Linked DNA regions of Homo sapiens: region 2 is linked to region 1. Evidence: read pairs that join two places in POLR2A ChIA-PET (ENCODE). Cell type or tissue: IMR-90. All regions are shown on one strand. Links, peaks and the distances in the headings refer to the core of each region. The heading gives the core; the rest is flanking DNA. Region 1 overlaps MYOF (myoferlin). Region 2 overlaps CEP55 (centrosomal protein 55).

What was found. ChIA-PET counts read pairs that join two places held together with the same protein. Peaks named below come from ENCODE experiments on the same cell type or tissue, not always from the same donor. Only the 100,000 strongest peaks of a DNase experiment are listed, where the experiment ranks them.
Region 2: POLR2A ChIA-PET joins it to region 1 with 11 read pairs; 5 of 35 experiments call an interaction of 5 or more read pairs at or near these places.

Annotation. Positions count from the first base shown.
Region 1 is chr10:93,454,675-93,463,011 of GRCh38, reverse strand. MYOF (myoferlin) reads left to right here. Exons shown (of 54, transcript NM_013451.4): 2 at 6,075-6,130. Among named protein-coding and RNA genes, the nearest start is that of MYOF, 23 kb to the left of the region's middle. RefSeq lists an enhancer at 2,590-3,212. In IMR-90, for the core only: no CTCF peak of the experiment used is centred there; DNase peaks (open chromatin) are centred at 1,771 and 4,051; H3K27ac peaks cover 5,398 bases.
Region 2 is chr10:93,528,342-93,536,678 of GRCh38, reverse strand. It overlaps CEP55 (centrosomal protein 55), which reads right to left. Exons shown (of 9, transcript NM_018131.5): 9 at 7,587-8,337. Among named protein-coding and RNA genes, the nearest start is that of FFAR4, 34 kb to the left of the region's middle. In IMR-90, for the core only: no CTCF peak of the experiment used is centred there; no DNase peak of the experiment used is centred there.

The sequences.
Region 1 (8,337 bases), core at 323-8,322:
TGAGTCAGTTGTTATGTTCTGAGCTGAAAATATTTTATTGCTTTCCATAGGAAGAAACAGTCATCTTAATAAAATTAGACGCAGGAGCCAGGTTGGGGGGTAGGTAATGTGGAGAAAGGGGAGGGAGTTTCCTGTAATTCAATTTGATGTTCAGTGCCTGCAGGTTTAACCTTTTTTTTTTATTTTTACAGAGGTAGAATAAAATAATTGACTAATATAAATATGTGACTGGCTGCTGATAAGAAAAATAATTTATCTACTTTTTTTTTTTTTGCCTGATGTGTTTATGTGTGAGAATAGGTTTTCAATAAAATGTAACATATACACATTTTGATAAACATCAGAGCCTCCTTCTTGAAAGAGATTGAGCTGGGTTTCTCCAGAAGGGTAGGAGCCAATGCCAGCCACTTAGTTTTTCCTTATTAGCTAGGGAAATGGGAGGTGCAGTGGTTAAATGCATGGGCTCAGGAGTCATACTAGACCTGGTTAGAGGGCTTCGTCCTAGCCCTGTGATCTTGAGCAAGTTACCTAACCATTCTGGGCTCTCTTTGCTTCTCTGCAAACTGAGGATAATAAAACAGTGCCTACGTCATAGGCTTGCCAGGAGGATTCAATGAAATGATGCATGTAAAGGGCTTAGCAGGCCGGGCACGGTGTCTCACGCCTGTAATCCCAGCACTTTGGGAGGCCGAGGTGAGCGGATCACTTGAGGTCAGGAGTTCGAGACTAGCCTGGCCAACATGGGGAAACCCTGTCTTTACTAAAAATATAAAAATTAGCTGGGTGTGGTGGCACACACCTGTAATCCTAGCTACTCAGGAGGCTGAGGCAGGAGAGAGATTGTAGTGAGCAAAGAGCGTGCCATTGCACTCCAGCCTGGGCAACACAGTGAGACTCTAACTCAAAAAAAAAAAAAGGTGGGGGGCTTAGCAATGCCCAGCCTGCAGTGAGCATCCCCTAGAGGTAATGCCATTAGCATCAACCTCACACAATGAGTGCCAGGAGCTGCAGGAAGTTCTGGTTGAATAGCTCCACCTGGTCTGTGGTCAACTGGCATCTGCCTGGACTCAGCCACTCCCCTTTGTTTTCAACACACAATTGAATCATGTGTTCAGGAACATGCATTGGGAGAATTGTTGGGCCACTTGGTTTTTCTCATGAGTTATAAAATTTTGAAGTTATAAAATCCAGTTTCTAATACCCTCCTCCTTTAAGTACTTATATCAGCCAAATGAAGCTTAGCCTGGTACTTGAGGCTTCACAGTGAGACCATAACCTTCCCACAAAGCCCGTTTGCCCCCTACCCAGTTCTATGCTCTTTGGTTCCAGCTGGTTGGGTCCTGGAGTGTCCCCAGATGTGACATAACTGGTTCTCCCTCCTCCATGCCTGATCCACCCACCCTATTGTGTCTACTGGAGTGAGCTCGTCTTCTGGCTCCACATTTTCAACCCCTCCTTGCCCTTGAATTCTCATCTAGCTCAGCCTCTGCATCTTCTGTGCACACAGCCTGAAGTCACCTTTCTTTCCTCTGAATTTTTCTGTGCATTGATACCCCTCTGATAGCAACTGAAGTCCTTTCTCTATCAGTCCCGTATAGCCACATTTCCTCTCCCCACTAGACCCCCTGAGGGCAGGAACCATGTCTTGGGTATTTTTGTGTCTCCTACAGTGCTCAATGCCTGGCAATTTCACAAACATTTGTTGGGTGGAAGAATGAAGGAGCTGATTAATGTTTGCGGAAGAACTCACTCAGTGAACCATTTCTGTGGGCTGAGCTGTGAGGTCTCTTGGCCTGAGCTGACCAGTCATTATTTCTGTTTATTCCCCCTCTGACAGGCAGGAAGAAACTTCAGGATGAGAATGAGACAGGCAAAAGCCTGGTGGAGCTTTGTGCTATTTCTTTTCTTTTCTTTTCTTAGATGGAGTTTTGCTCTTGTTGCCAGGCTGGAGTGCAATGGCGCGATCTAGGCTCACTGCAACTTCCGCCTCCCAGGTTCAAGCGATTCTCCTGCCTCAGCCACCCGAGTATCGGGGATTACAGGTGCCCACCACCATGCATGGCTAAATTTTGTATTTTTAGTAGAGATGGGTTTCACCAAGTTGGCCAGGCTGGTCTCAAACTTCTGACCTCAGGTGATCCGCCTGCCTCAGCCTCCCACAGTGCTGGGATTACAGGTGTCAGCCACCGCACCTGGCCTGTGGCACTTTTTTTTTCTTTTTCTTTCTTTTTTTTTTTTTTTTTTGGAGATGGGGTCTTGCTCTGTTGCCCAGGCTGGAGTGCAGTGGCTTGATCTCGGCTCACTGCAACTTCCGCCTCCTGGGTTCAAGCAATTCTCCTGCCTCAGCCTCTCGAGTGGCTGGGACTGCAGGCGTCCACCACCATGCCCGGCTAATATTTTTTGTATTTTAGTAGAGACGGGGTTTCACCCATGTTGTCCAGGCTGGTCTCGAACTCCTGAGCTCAGGCAGTCCACCCGCCTTGGCCTCCCAAAGTGCTAGGATTACAGGCGTGAGCCGCCATGTCCAGCCAGCCTGTGGAACTTTTTAAGACTAAGAATTATCTTACACTCTTCTGTTTCCTGTTACTGGCACACAGTGGATGCTTAATAAATGTTTGTGAATGAATGAATGAACAAATGAATCTTTTCACACTCCCCAGCTGCTGACTCTGGAACAATCCTGTGCCTCCTGAGGGCAGAGAGGATCCATGGTCCCAGGCTTGGCCTCAAGGTAGCTTGCAGCGTGTCTTCCGTGTTCTCTGTTTCCTGGGTCAGGAACCAGGCTTGGGACTTGTTTCATGTTGACAAGCGCTGGTTTTTTCTGTGACCTCCCTGGAGCCCTTGTCCCTGCCTTGGCTCCCTGGTTGGAGTCTTGGGGACTTGGAGACTGGAATTTTGCTTCAGTGCCATCTTTCAGTGATGCAAATCCTACCCCAAGCCTGGGTGCTCAGTTTCTATTGCATTATTTTCTGCCTTCTCCTTGCTTTCCCTTCTTGCTGGGACTTCTTGGAATCTCCTATCTTCTCTCTTGAAGGACCGCCATGGTCTCAGGGTCCAGATCCACTCCTTTGAGACTCAGTTCTCCACCCCCCCAAGCCCCGGTTATGGGAGCAGGGTAGTGGTAAGGTAGAGGGAGATTGGTGGTACTATTTCATGCTTGTTGAATGCTGGGATTCCTAACCTTTTTCAAGCACATTTGAGAATCTGATGAGAACAATGAGCTCTTTCCTCCAAGAAAACTCACAGATGCAATATTTTGTGTATTAGAGCAAATAATCTTGGAGAGTTTCAGGATACCCTGGAACGCAACCATAAACTTCCTTATGGACATTTTCCAAGACGCCAAGCCCATCACATGTGTTACATTTACGAATCTTCATTATCCAGCATTTCTGACAGCTTCCAATAAGGCACTGTGGCATGGTGGCAAACACACACAAACACAGATTTTGGAGCCAGAGGGATGTAGTTCAAAATCTGGCTGTTTCCTTATTAGCTGTGTGATTGAAGGCAGGTTAACTACTCTCCATTTTCTTGGCTTAGAAATGGGAATGACCATGTTTACCTGGAAGAATTGTCTCAATGGTTAGAGACACTGTGGTAGAATGCACAGCCTGGCACCTAGAGATGATTCTGTAGAGGGAGCAGCTACAATTACACATAGAAACCATTTTGTCCAGTTCTATTTAAGTTAAAAATTCTTTGCATGTCTCCTGTTTCTCTCAAGAGCACTTTCTTATACTGTAACCAGAGAGGAGGATTGGGAGTTTCTGTTAGATGAGGAGAGGGAAGGGTGGGGTCAAAATGGAAGTGTGGGAGGGGAAGTTTCTGGACAGCGTCTAGGGGACCTCAGAGTCAGATGCAGTGAGGGGCTCTGTAGGCCACATAGAGAGAGCACAGGCAGAACCAGCCAGGATAGGTCTGGGCACAAGCCGACGAGGAGCGTCACGCTGAAGCTTAGGAAGGGAAGCCATTGGGCTGTGTGTTGCCCTCTCAAGTGGAAAAGTTAATGCTTAGCAGAGTGAGGTCCATGACTCACGGCCTTGCTATGCTGAGGTCTTGGAAGAATGAGGTGGTTAGTCCCACAGGCAGCTGTGTGCTGGGAGCCAAAGCAATGTGACATTAGCTAAACAAAACCCACTACCTCCTACATTCCACAGCAGCAGAGGAGAAGCAAAGGCTGAGGAGTGATTCAAAGTGTGGCCACTAATGTGAGACTGCCTGGGTCTCAAATCCTAGCAAGACCATTTATTAACTGGGTGACTTATTTGTTTTTTGTTTTGAGACTGAGTCTCGCTCTATCCTTTAGGCTGGAGTGCAGTGACACGATCTCGGCTTACTGCAACCTCTGCCTCCTGGGTTCAAGTGATTCTCCTGCCTCAGCCTCCCGAGTAGCTGGGATAATAGGCACCCATCACCATGCCTGGCTAATTTTTGTATTTTTAGTAGAAGTGGGGTTTCACCATGTTGGCCAGGCTGGTCTCCTGACCTCAAGTGATCTGCCCGCCTTGGCCTCCCAAAGTGCTGGGATTACAGGTGTCAGCCACCGCACCCAGCCAACTGGGTGACTTTGAATGTTACTCAGCTTCTCAGTTTCCTTAGCTGTGAAAGGGGGATGAAAATAGTAATATATACCTCCTAGGGTTTGTTTTTTGTTTTTGGACAGGGTCTTGCTTTGTTTCCCAGGCTGGAGTGCAGTGGTGTGATCTTGGCTCACTGCAGCCTTGACCTCCTGGGCTCAAGGGATCCTCCCACCTCAGCCTCCTGAGTAGCTGGAACCTATAGGTGTGTGCCACCACACAGAGCTAATTGTTGTATTTTTGTAGAGATGGGGTTTCATTATGTTGCCTACGCTGGTCTTGAACTCCTAGGCTCAAACAATCCTCCCACCTTGGCCTCCATAAGTGCTGGGATTACAGGCGTGCACCACCTCACCTGGCTTCTCCTAGGTTTTTAAGATTAGATGAATGCCGGGCGCAGTGGCTCATACCTGTAATCCCAGCACTTTGGGAGGCTGAGGCAGGTGGATCACTTGAGCTCAGGGGTTTGAGACCAGCCTGGGCAACATGGCAAAACCCCATCTCTAGTGAAAAAAAAAAAAACATAGAAAAATTAGCTGGGTGTGGTGGTGTGCACCTGTGGTCCCAACTACATGGGGCGCCGAGGTGGGAGGATCTCTTGAGCTGGGAGGCAGAGGTTGCAGTGAGCCGAAATAGTGCCACTATACTCCAGCCTGGGCGACCTCGCGAGACCCTGTCTCAAAAAAAAAAAAAAATTAGATGAGATAATGCTGACAAAGCATTTTGTACTCGAAGATTAGCTTTTATTTGGGTAGGTATTTGGGGACTTGGGGACCCAAAAGAAGCCTCTGCTCTTTGGACTTTGCTACAAGGAAACTTTAAGCACTTGCTGGATTTGCTCGTGTGCTCATCCAGGTAGGTGTACTGTCCAGGCTCAGACACAGAGAAGAAAGATCTTGTGTCTTCAGAAAAGGTGGCCTCGGAGTAAAGGAAGCCCCAAATTATCCGCTGGTCTTAGAAAGTTTTCATCTACTAATGACCTTGTACCGAAGCCTATGGGAGGGAGTCCAGCTTAATATTGAAGCTGTGTTGGCATCTTAGCACACTCAGATGCAGCATGAGCTTCAGAGCTGAAATTCCAGGTTTAAATCAGGGCATCACTGCCAGGTGTGAGCTCAGATAAACGTCTTAACTCTTTGAGCCTCAATATCCTCATCTATAAAATAGCAATATCAGCATCTCAGAGGTTAGCTTTGTTGGCTTCTTTCTGCAGCAAGCCAGAGATGCAGAGGCTCTGGGTAGCCTTGGTGAGAGAAGGGCAGAACATCACATCCCTTAACTCCATGTAGACCTGGAGATGGGAAAACCTTGTAGACCAAAAAATGCCATTTCATTTGGAAAACTGTGATTCAGGTAAACACCCATCCTAAGCGATGAATGGGGAGATGTGGGTGCAAGTAGACCCTTGGGTAATGTTCTTAGAATAAATGAATGGCCCACGCTCTTTAATTTTTTTATAAATGATTGCTGTCTCTTCCTTTATCTCTTTTGCAGATGAGAAAAAGAAAACAAAGAAAGTTGATAATGAATTGAACCCTGTCTGGAATGAGGTGACTTCATTGTTTTTTCAACTTTGTTTTAATAGATAAGCTATTTCTGATTGTCCTATCTTTGGGTGAGAGGTTACCTCTTCCCTTCGGAAGGAGAATCTCTACATTTCACCCCCACCCACTCCGTTTCCCTTTGTGTTCACCAAGAGAGCAGAGCAGTTCAAGGAGAGTAGCTCACCAGCGACCATCTTCTGTACAGCAGTGGCGCGGCAAGGGAAGCCTGGACTGGCAGGAGAGTTGAGTTCTTACCAGGCACCGCCACGAGCTTGCTGTGTGAGCTTGGTCCACTTATGTTGCATATCTGGGGCACATGTGCAGAGCAAGGGTGGGATTAGATCATCTCCAGAGTCTCAGAAGGAAGGCCTCATAATTAAAAACATGTCTGCATGTGACAAATCAAGAGTGTATCACATGATTCTCTGTGTGTCTAGCTGGGTAATGACATGTATTGGTTTTATGTTGATAAAAGTGATGTCCAGTATGCTTCATGTGGAAACTTTTGAAAACTTCAATTAATCTTTAAAAAATTAACTTGGGTCCCACTCTCTAGAGGCAACTACTATTAACATCTGTGATGTATCACTAAGTGTTTATTGGAGGAATATATTTAATGAAATACGACATCTGATAACACAAACTAGCAGCATATAGCAAATGATTTCCTCTCCTACACTTTCTTGCTATTATATCCTAAGCATATGCCCATATTAATTCAAAATTATTTTAATAATTCAAAAGTATTTTAATTCAAAAGCATAAAATTATTTTAATAATTCAAAAGCATAAAATTCAAAAGTATTTTAATGACTGTGCAATATTCTACTGAAGACATATAACTTATTTACCTCCCCCCACTGTCGACCTTATATCTATTTTAGAAGTGGTTCAGTGTTTAATATTTTCACAAATAAGTGAAAAAATTTAATTCTTCCCACTGAATAGGATTTTCCTACTCTCTCTCTGTCTCTCTCTTTTAAACCACCCAATTATTCATGAAACTTTAACTTTTTAACAGTTGATGGCCAGCTCCATTGTGTTTTTCAAAAGCTGGGTCAAACCTCCCTGGACAAGAGCAATAATGAATGTCTTTGTTATTTTCACCAAGTCACTAGGCCATGAAGGCTCCCCTCCACCCACCCACCTTTCTCTCCCAACTAGTTTCAATATCTCTATAAGATAAAGACTAGAACCTTCTGGGTTTTTTTTTATTTGTTTGTTTGTTTTTGAGATAGGGTCTCCCTCAGGTTGGAGTGCGGTGGCGTGATTAAGATTCAATACTGCCTTGAATTCCTGGGCTCAGGTGGTCCTCCCACCTCAGCCTCCTGAGTAGCTGGGACCACAAGCGTGCACCACACCCAACTAATTGTTTTATTTTTTGTAGAGATGGGCTTTTGCCGTGTTGCCCAGGCTGGTCTTCAACTCCTGAGCTCAAGTGATCCACCTGCTTCAGACTCCCAAAGTGCTGGGATTACAGGTGTGAGCCATTGCGCCTCGCTAGACCTTATTCTTGAATGAAGTGAAACAAAAAACTTTTTAATGCCTTGGGGGTTTTTTTTGTTCTTTTTTTGTTTTTTTGTTTTTTGTTTTTGTTTTTGTTTTTTTGAGATGGAGTTTCGCTCTTCTTGCCCAGGCTGGAGTGCAGGTTGCTCACCGTAACCTCCGCCTCCTGGGTTCAAGCAATTCTCCTGCCTCAGCCTCCTGAGTAGCTGGGATTACAGGCATGTGCCACCACACCCAGCTAATTTTGTATTTTTAGTAGAGATGGGGTTTCTCCATGTTGATCAGGCTGGTCTCGAACTGTCGACCTCAGGTGATCCACCCAGCACCCAAAGTCCTGGGATTACACGCATAAGTCACCACGGCTGGCCTTTTTTTTTTTTTTTTTTTTTTTTTTAATTAAAAAAAGACAGGGTCTCGCTCTGTCACCCAGGCTGGAATGCAGTGGTGTAATCATATCTTACTACAGCCTCGATCTCCCAGGGCCAAGCGATAGCCCTGCTTTAGCCTCCTGAATAGCTGGGACTACAGGTATAAGCCACCATGCCCAGCTAATTTTAAAAAACATTTGTAGAGATTACATCCTGCTATGTTGCCCAGGCTGGTCTTGAGTTCCTGGTCTCAAGCCATTTTCCCATCTTGGCCTCCCAAAGTGCTGAGTTTACAGGCGTCAGCCACTCTGCCCAGCCTTTTTAATGCCTTTCTGAAAC
Region 2 (8,337 bases), core at 297-8,296, 74 kb before region 1:
GAAAAGTATGTGTCTTTGGGTTGCTCTTCCTTACAAGTATCTTTGTGGTGTTCTCTGTATTTCCTGAATTTGACTGTTGGCCTGCCTTGCTAGGTTGGGGAAGTTCTCCTGGATAATATCCTGAGGAGTGTTTTCTAAATTGGTTTCATTCTCCCCGTCACTTTCAGGTACACCAATGAGACGTAGATTTGGTCTTTTCACATAGTCCCATATTTCTTGGAGGCTTTGTTCGTTTCTTTTCACTCTTTTTTCTCTGATCTTGTCTTCTCACTTTATCTCATCGATTTGATCTTCAATCACTGATATCCTTTCTTCTGCTTGATTGAATCAGCTATTGAAGCTTGTGTATGCTTCATGAAGTTCTTGTACTGTGGTTTTCAGCTCCATCAGGTCATTTAAGCTCTTCTCTACACTGTTTATTCTAGTTAGCCATTCGTCTAACCTTTTTTCAAGGTTTTTTACTTCCTTGCAATGGTTTAGAACATGCTCCTTTAGCTTGGAGAAGTTTATTACCGACCTTCTGAAGCCTACTTCTGTCAACTTATCAAACTCATTCTCCGTCCAGCTTTGTTCCCTTGCTGGCGAGGAGTTGTGTTCCTTTGGAAGAGAAGACGTGTTCTGGTTTTTTGGAATTTTCAGCCTTTCTGCTCTGGTTTCTCCCCATCGTTGTGGTTTTATCTACCTTTGGTCTTTGATGTTGGTTACCTACGGATGGGGTTTTGGTGTGCATGTTCTTTTTGTTGATGTTGATGCTATTCCTTTCTGTTTGTTAGTTTTCCTTCTAACAGACAGGCCCCTCAGCTGCAAGTCTGTTGGAGTTTGCTGGAGGTCCACTCCAGACCCTGTTTTCCTGGATATCACTAGCAGAGGCTGCAGAACAGCAAATATTGCTGCCTGATCCTTCCTCTGGAAGCTTGGTCCCAGAGGGGCACCCACCTGCATGAGGTGTCTGTTGGCCCCTACTGGGAGGTGTCTCCCAGTCAGGCTACATGGGGGTCAGGAACCCACTTGGGGAGGCAGTCTGTCTGTTATCAGAGTTTGAACGCTGTGCTGGGAGAGCCACTGCTCTCTTCAGAGCTGTTAGGCAGGGACTTTTAAGTCTGGAGAAGCTGTCTGCTGTCTTTTGTTCAGATACGCCCTGCCCCTAGAGGTGGAATCTAGAGAGGCAGTAGGCCTTGCTGAGCTGTGGGGGGCTCCACTCAGTTTGAGCTCCCCTGCCCTTTGTTTACACTTTGAGCATAGAACTGCCTACTCAAGCATCAGCAATGGTGGATGCCCCTCCCCACACCAAGCTCCAGCGTCCCAGGTCAATCTTAGACTGTTGCGCTAGCAGCGAGCCAGGCTCCATGGGCATGGGACCCACTGAGCCAGGCATGGGAGGGGATCTCCTTGTCTGACGGTTGTAAAGACCGTGGGAAAAGCACAGTATTTGGGCAGGAGTGTACTGCTTCTCCAGGTCCAGTCACTTATGGCTTCCCTTGGCTAGGAAAGGGAAATCCCCCAACCCCTTGCACTTCCCAGGTGAGGCGATGCCCTGCCCTGCTTCAGCTCGCCCTCCATGGGCTGCAACCACTGTCTGATCAGTCCCAATGAGATGAACCAGGTACCTCAGTTAGAAATGCAGAAATCACCTGTCTTCTGTGTCGATCTCACTGGGAGCTATAGACCAGAGCTATTCCTATTCGGCCATCTTTGAAGCGACCAGGATGGTTTCTTTGTGCCACCATCTGCAAAGCTCAGCACCAAACTCATGGCTGTCTTGGAAAGGCTCCATGGCCTGCCTGGGGAGCTACCCTTGTGAGTGGCTCTATTTTCCTTTCTTAGATGTGTATTTTTCCTACTTATTTTTTATTCTATGTTAGTCTAAGATTTGTGTCTTTGAAGAGTCAGATCTTTGATCTTTGTTAGAATAAACCAGAGTTTAAATAAACTCCTCTACCCTATATATACCTTGATTATAGCACTTTCTACAATGTATTATACTTACCTGTTTAGATATTGGTCTCTTCCGCTAGACTGTGAAGATCAAGCTGCATTTTATCTTTATCAAGCTGCTTATCGCTAATACTGAGCCCAGAGCTTTGCATTTAATAAATGTTTGAAGAATGAAAGTAAAGATGTTAGAGAACTGGCATAGTGGGAATCCAGGTAACAGATGGAGGGGTTGAACAAGGCAGGCCTTCTTCTCAGATCAGAGGGGTGCAAGAGACCAGTTGGTGTTTTCGGTTTTTCTCTCTAACCTAAGAAAAATTCTATTACTCTAGTTAAGGTTTTATTAAGGCTCATTTAAGGTTATTTCACTTTACACATTTCACTTAAGGTTACTGAGTTTGGAGAATATGTAAGGGGTTTTCTGGCATGGTAGAAAGAAGATGGGCTTTGGCTATGGATTTGGGTTGGAAACCCAGGAATGTCTTTTTGTTGTTGTTTTTTAAATGTTAGTGGGGGATTTGCTTCAGTTTTCTTGGCTGTCAAAGTAGCTAGCTGGGCCGGGTGCGGTGGCTCACGCCTGTAACCCCAGCACTTTGGGAGGCCAAGGCGGGCGGATCACCTGAGGTCAGGAGTTTCAGACTAGCCTGACCAACATGGAGAAACCCCGTCTCTAATAAAAATATAAAATTAGCCAGTCATGGTGGCACATGCCTGTAATCCCAGCTACTCGGGAGACTGAGACAGGAGACTCGCTTGAACCCAGGAGGTGGAGGTCGCGGTGAGCCAAGATCATGCCATTGCACTCCAGCCTGGGCAACAAGAGTGAAACTCCATCTCAAAAAAAAAAAAAAATACAAAAAAACAAAAAATCCAAGTGGCTAGCTGTAGCCCTTGACAAAGTAACACATAACCACAAATTTAGCACATAGTGGGAAACTCAGAGGTTTTAGTTTTTCCCATGAAGTTCTCTTCTTTGAATGTATTTTTCTATCATGTAGCCCCTGCCTTTAAAACATTAAGCTCTTGGTGAAAGCAATGGATCCTATAACTCATTTATCCTTCCCTCCCTTCTCCATTTACCTCCATCTGCCTTCTATCTGAGGACGAGAGTTACGTTTGCTGATATTAAAGTCACCAAGGAATCACCAGTTTGTGGGTTTGTTGGAGGCTGGACATGCACACACAGAATATGGCTCCTAGCATAAACTCCTGCTCAAATACAACAGACTTCTTAAGAAAAAAAATAAAATAAAATAAAAAAGGAAAACAAAACAACAACAACAGAAAATACCAAAACCAGTAGATGGTTCCAGTTCTGGTAATGACAGTGTAGCTTTTATCAGACTAACCCACTATTCAATAACAATTATAAACTCTGGACAAAATATGAAAAACAACTGTTGATGGCAATGAAGAACAACCAAAGGCAGGCAGCCACTGGAATGGCCATGGCTCTTGAAAGAAGGGAAGCAAAGTGAGTTCTATATTTAACTGGTTTTCCCCCATGAGTATTATTTAGTCCTGACAGTGCATGGTGAAATACAGCCTAAACAAATGTGGCAATTTGAGTCTCCAAGAACACAACTGTATATTCTCAAAAGGAAAATAATCCAGAATTTCTGTAATGTATCATCTACAATGTCACTCCTATACTAAAAAATTTAATAGACATGTATAGAAACACAAAAAATGTGACCCATAATGAGAAAAATTAGCCAATAAAAATAGACACATAGATGACCTAGATGTTGGAATTAGCATCTATGTTAACTGTTTTAAGCTGCTATGAATATGCTAAAGAATTTACAGGAAGAAATGGACAGAATGGGTGAATAGAGAACTCAGAAGAGAAATGGGAACTCTAGTAAAAGAAGAGAGATCCTAGATCCATGCTATCCAACATGGTAGCCCTTAGCCACGACAGCCACAATGTGGCTATTGAGCATTTCAAGTGTGGTTAGTCCAAATTGAGATGTGCAGTAATTTTGAAATACTAAATTTCAAAGATTTAGCATAAAATAGCTCATTAATAGTTTTTATATTGATTATATGTTAAGTGATAATATTTGGGATATGTATAGTTAAATGAAACATATTATTAAAATTAACTACACCAATTATTTTACTTTTTTTATTTTTTGTAGAGATGGAGGGGTCTCCTTGCTGTCCAGGCCAGGCTCGAACTCCTAGCTTCAAGTGATCCTCCTCCCTTGGCCTCCCAAACTGCTGGGATTACAGGTATGAGCCACTGCACCTGGCTATTTTACTACTTTTGTTGTTGTTTTACTTTTCTTTTCTTTTTTTTTTTTTTTTTTTGAGACAGGGTGTCACTCTGTCACTCAGGCTGGAGTGCAGTGGCATGATCTTGACTCACTGCAATTTCCAGCTCCTGGGCTCAAGTGATCCTCTCACCTTAGCCTCCTGAGTAGCTGGGACTACAGGCATGCACCACCATTCCCAGTTAATTTTTTTTTTCTTTCTTTTTTTTTTTTTTGGTACAAAGAGTTTCGCCATGTTTCCCAGGCTGGTCTCAAACTCCTGGGCTCAAGTGATCTGTCTGCTTTGGCGTCCCAAAGTACTGGGATTACAGAAGTGAGCCACCATCCCTTGTCTATTTTAGTATTTTTTAATGTGGCTACTGGAAAACAAAATTACATGAGGCTTGCATATTTCCATTGGACAGCACTGTTCTAGAACTGTAAAATACAATATTTGAATTCAGAGAGGTGAAAATACTAAAATTAATTAATAAATTAATAAGATTCCAGGATGCTACTAGGTCAATATACAAAAATCAGTTGCATTTCTAACCCTAGCAACAAACAATTAGAAAATAATTTTTTTTTTTTGAGACAGAGTCTCACTCTGTTGCCCAGGCTGGAGTGCAGTGGCATGATCTTGGCTCACTGCAACCTCTACTTCCTGGGTTCAAGTGATTCTTGTGCCTCAGCCTTTCCAGTAGCTAGAATTACAGGTGCACACCACCACTCCTGGCTAATTTTTGTATTTTCAGTAGAGATGGGTTTTCACCATGTTGGCCAGGCTGGTCTCGAACTCCTGACCTCGAGAGATCCACCCACCTCGGCCTCCCAAAGTGCTGGGATTACAGGTGTAAGCCACTGCGCCTGGCTGGAAAATAAATTTTTAAAAGGCCATTTATAATAGCATAAAACTCAGACTTTCAAGAATAAACTTAATAAAAGGCTAAGCTCTATGCACTGAAAGCTGTAAACATTGCTGAGAGCAGCTAAAAAAGAACTAAATGAAGAAATGTTTCTGGATTGTGCAGATGTCAATTTTTGAGAAATTAATCTATAGATATATACTATCCCAATGGAAATTCCAGGAAACTTTTGTAAAAATTGACAAGCTGATTTTAAAATGTATATGAAAATGGAAATGTCCTATATTAGTCAAGACATTCTTGAAGAATAAAGTTGGGGGACTTACCCTGATTTCAAGACACAATAACACTCCAGCATTAGTCTTATTAATTTTGTTAATTTATTGTGGCATTTAGTAATTTAGTTAATTAGTGTAGTTATTAATTTAGCATGTGTTAAGATAAATAGGGCCAGGTGCGGTGACTCACACCTGTAATCCCAACAATTTGGGAGGCCAAGGCAGGAGAATTGCATTTGCCCAGGAGTTTGAGACCAGACTGGACAACACAATGAGACCATGTCTCTATAAAAAATTAAAAATATTAGCAAGGCATGGTGGCATATGCTTGCAGTCCTAGGTACTTGGGAGGCTGAGGCAGGAGGATCACTTGAGCCCAGGAGTTTAAGACTGCAGTGAGCTATGACTGTACCACTGCACTCCAGCCTGGGTGACAGAGGGGACCCTGTCTCTAAAAATAAATACATAAATAAAAATAAAAATAAATTAGATTGCCTCTGGGAGGAGGGGATTCTGGACTAGAAGTAATTAAAGAAACTTTCAGAAATGTTGGTAGAGTCTATAACTTTATTTGGCTGATGATTACAATGATATATATATACATCTGTCAAAACTCATTGATCTGTACATTTTATTTTATGTAAAATAATTGTGTAATAAAATATGTAACATAATTTTTTAATAAAAAGCAACAGAGTGGAGTAATCCTGGCATGGCAGCCCCAGCATGTTGGTTGGGAATGTAACTGTACAATGGAGAGAGATGAACTCTGCGACACACTGAGCTGAGTTTATATCCTTTCTTTACTACTTATCAGTGGTGACCTTGGGCAAATTGTTCACTCTCTGCAAGCCTTAGTTTTCTCATCTGAAAAATGGTGCTGGTGCTAGCACTTTACTTCACAGATTTGCAAGGAAGAGCTAATGAGTATAAGTAGTTAAAGTATCTAGCATGGTTTCTGGTAGTTTACAGTCCCACAGAAGAAAACATGCCCTAAGGGTAAGCGGTTATCTGCCAAGAAAAAAGGTGGACAGTGAAGGGGGAAAAAAAAGTCTTCAATTATGAGAACCTTGAAGATTTTCAGGTCTTGAAGATGCCTTTTATTGACCCTTGCTTTGGTAACATGATCTGGGAAAGTAGAATCCTTCCTGCTCTAAATCATCTACTCTTCGGAAATATATAAATTCCCCCTCTACAGTAGCAGAGCTCCACAAGAAGCCTGCCCAATTTTTCCAAAGTTATTTTTTTGATATTGGTGCCCAGATGTAGGTGGCTAAAGTGAGCAGGGAAAGCTAAGTACAGCCCTCCAGTGAAACACAGAAAGTACAAGAGTCTTGAAACAAACTCCAGATCACCCTGTGGCTCTGGGAATCAAACTTCAGAGGTCATCAGGCTGGCGCTTCTGTTATGGTTTATGTCCTGGCCAGTTATCCCATGAGACCACATCTCTTGTTCCATACAGGCACGGACCAAAGGCCTGGGTTCTGCTTGACTCCACTGCTCACTGGATGACCAAGACATGTTCCACATCTACAAACTAGAGGTAATACTGGCTTGCTTTAAAGTTGTAAGGGGAGCAACTTCCTTATGGCATATATTTATGATTTAATACTATGGTCTTTGCTATAACATTGTGGATCGGAATAAGAACTATGCGGCTGAATATGTCCATATCTTTTGTTCAACTGTAGTTGAAGATCTTGTGAGCCTGGGATTAACAGTAATGGCAAAATTTTATTTCCATCAACAGATCTGTATAATTTCTATGGTTAGAAAAAAAAACCCTATATAATTTGGCATGCTTATTGTTTTGCCTCTGTAACAAATAACTCAAATTCATATTTATTGATAAAGAGTTATTTATTTAAGAAAGATGCGTGAAAGCATCTACTCCTTCTAACTCCTTCACATAGTTTTCGGTTCTGATGTATCCTTAACTGCCTTATCATCTTACACTGAGTGTTAATCTGTAACCCCTGATAAGTCCTTGGGGGTAAGAATCTTAGAATATCTATTTATTGAGTTGTAATGGTGCTTTATATATTCTGGATACTAGACCCTTATCAGATACATGGTTTGAAAATATTTTTTCTCTTTCTGTTGGTTGTATTTTCACTTTTTTGATAATGTGCTTTGAATTATGTCTTAAATATTTTATTGTGAAAATCTTGAATTTTGATTATGTCCAACACATTTGTTTTTTTAAACAAGAATCTTAGAATATCTATATATACACGAATACACTAGACATATTAAAACATTAAATAATTTTATTCTTTTCTCATTTACAGTAGCCCAGTGGTAAGCATGTTAGAAAACCTGAAGAAATTTAAAAGTTTTTGGTTTACAAAAAGCATGTATAAAAATACCTGTTCAGACAAACAAAGATCTGATCATTACATTGCCCAGCTTTAAGAATGCCAAAAATAACTAAAATACTGTCAATCAAATGAGAGGGCTACATGGGTTTATTAAAGTTTATTTTAACAATTTTAGCTAAGCAGAATGTGCTAATGTAATTCAAGTTACAGTTACTGCCAGATAACATAAGAGAAAACATTGTGTGTGGCCACTTAAGATTATGCCTCAAACAGATACTGTTTCGTGCGCAGAACAGAGTTGGGGAACACAGCTGGGTTAAGTTTCAATGGTAAGCAGCAATAAAGATCAAGAAAATCCCCAACTTTTCTAATAACCGCTATACAATATGAAAAAAAAAATAGTATCTATCACCACCTCTTAACAATGGACATCAAAATTAGGATTGTAGGTTTTCTAAGTGCTTGGATAAAAAATGCGAACACAGTTAAGATCCTTGGTTAATTATCTTTGATTTTTCAAAACCCCCAAAACATAAAATATTTTGCTTGCTGGTGCATTAACCCATTAGCAATAACCTGAGCTATCTTTTCCTCACCAAGTATTTTGACAGTGCAAAATGTTAGTAGTCTCAGTAGACGCTGCTCACCACATTCTGTCATTGCAGCCTGATGATGAACCATG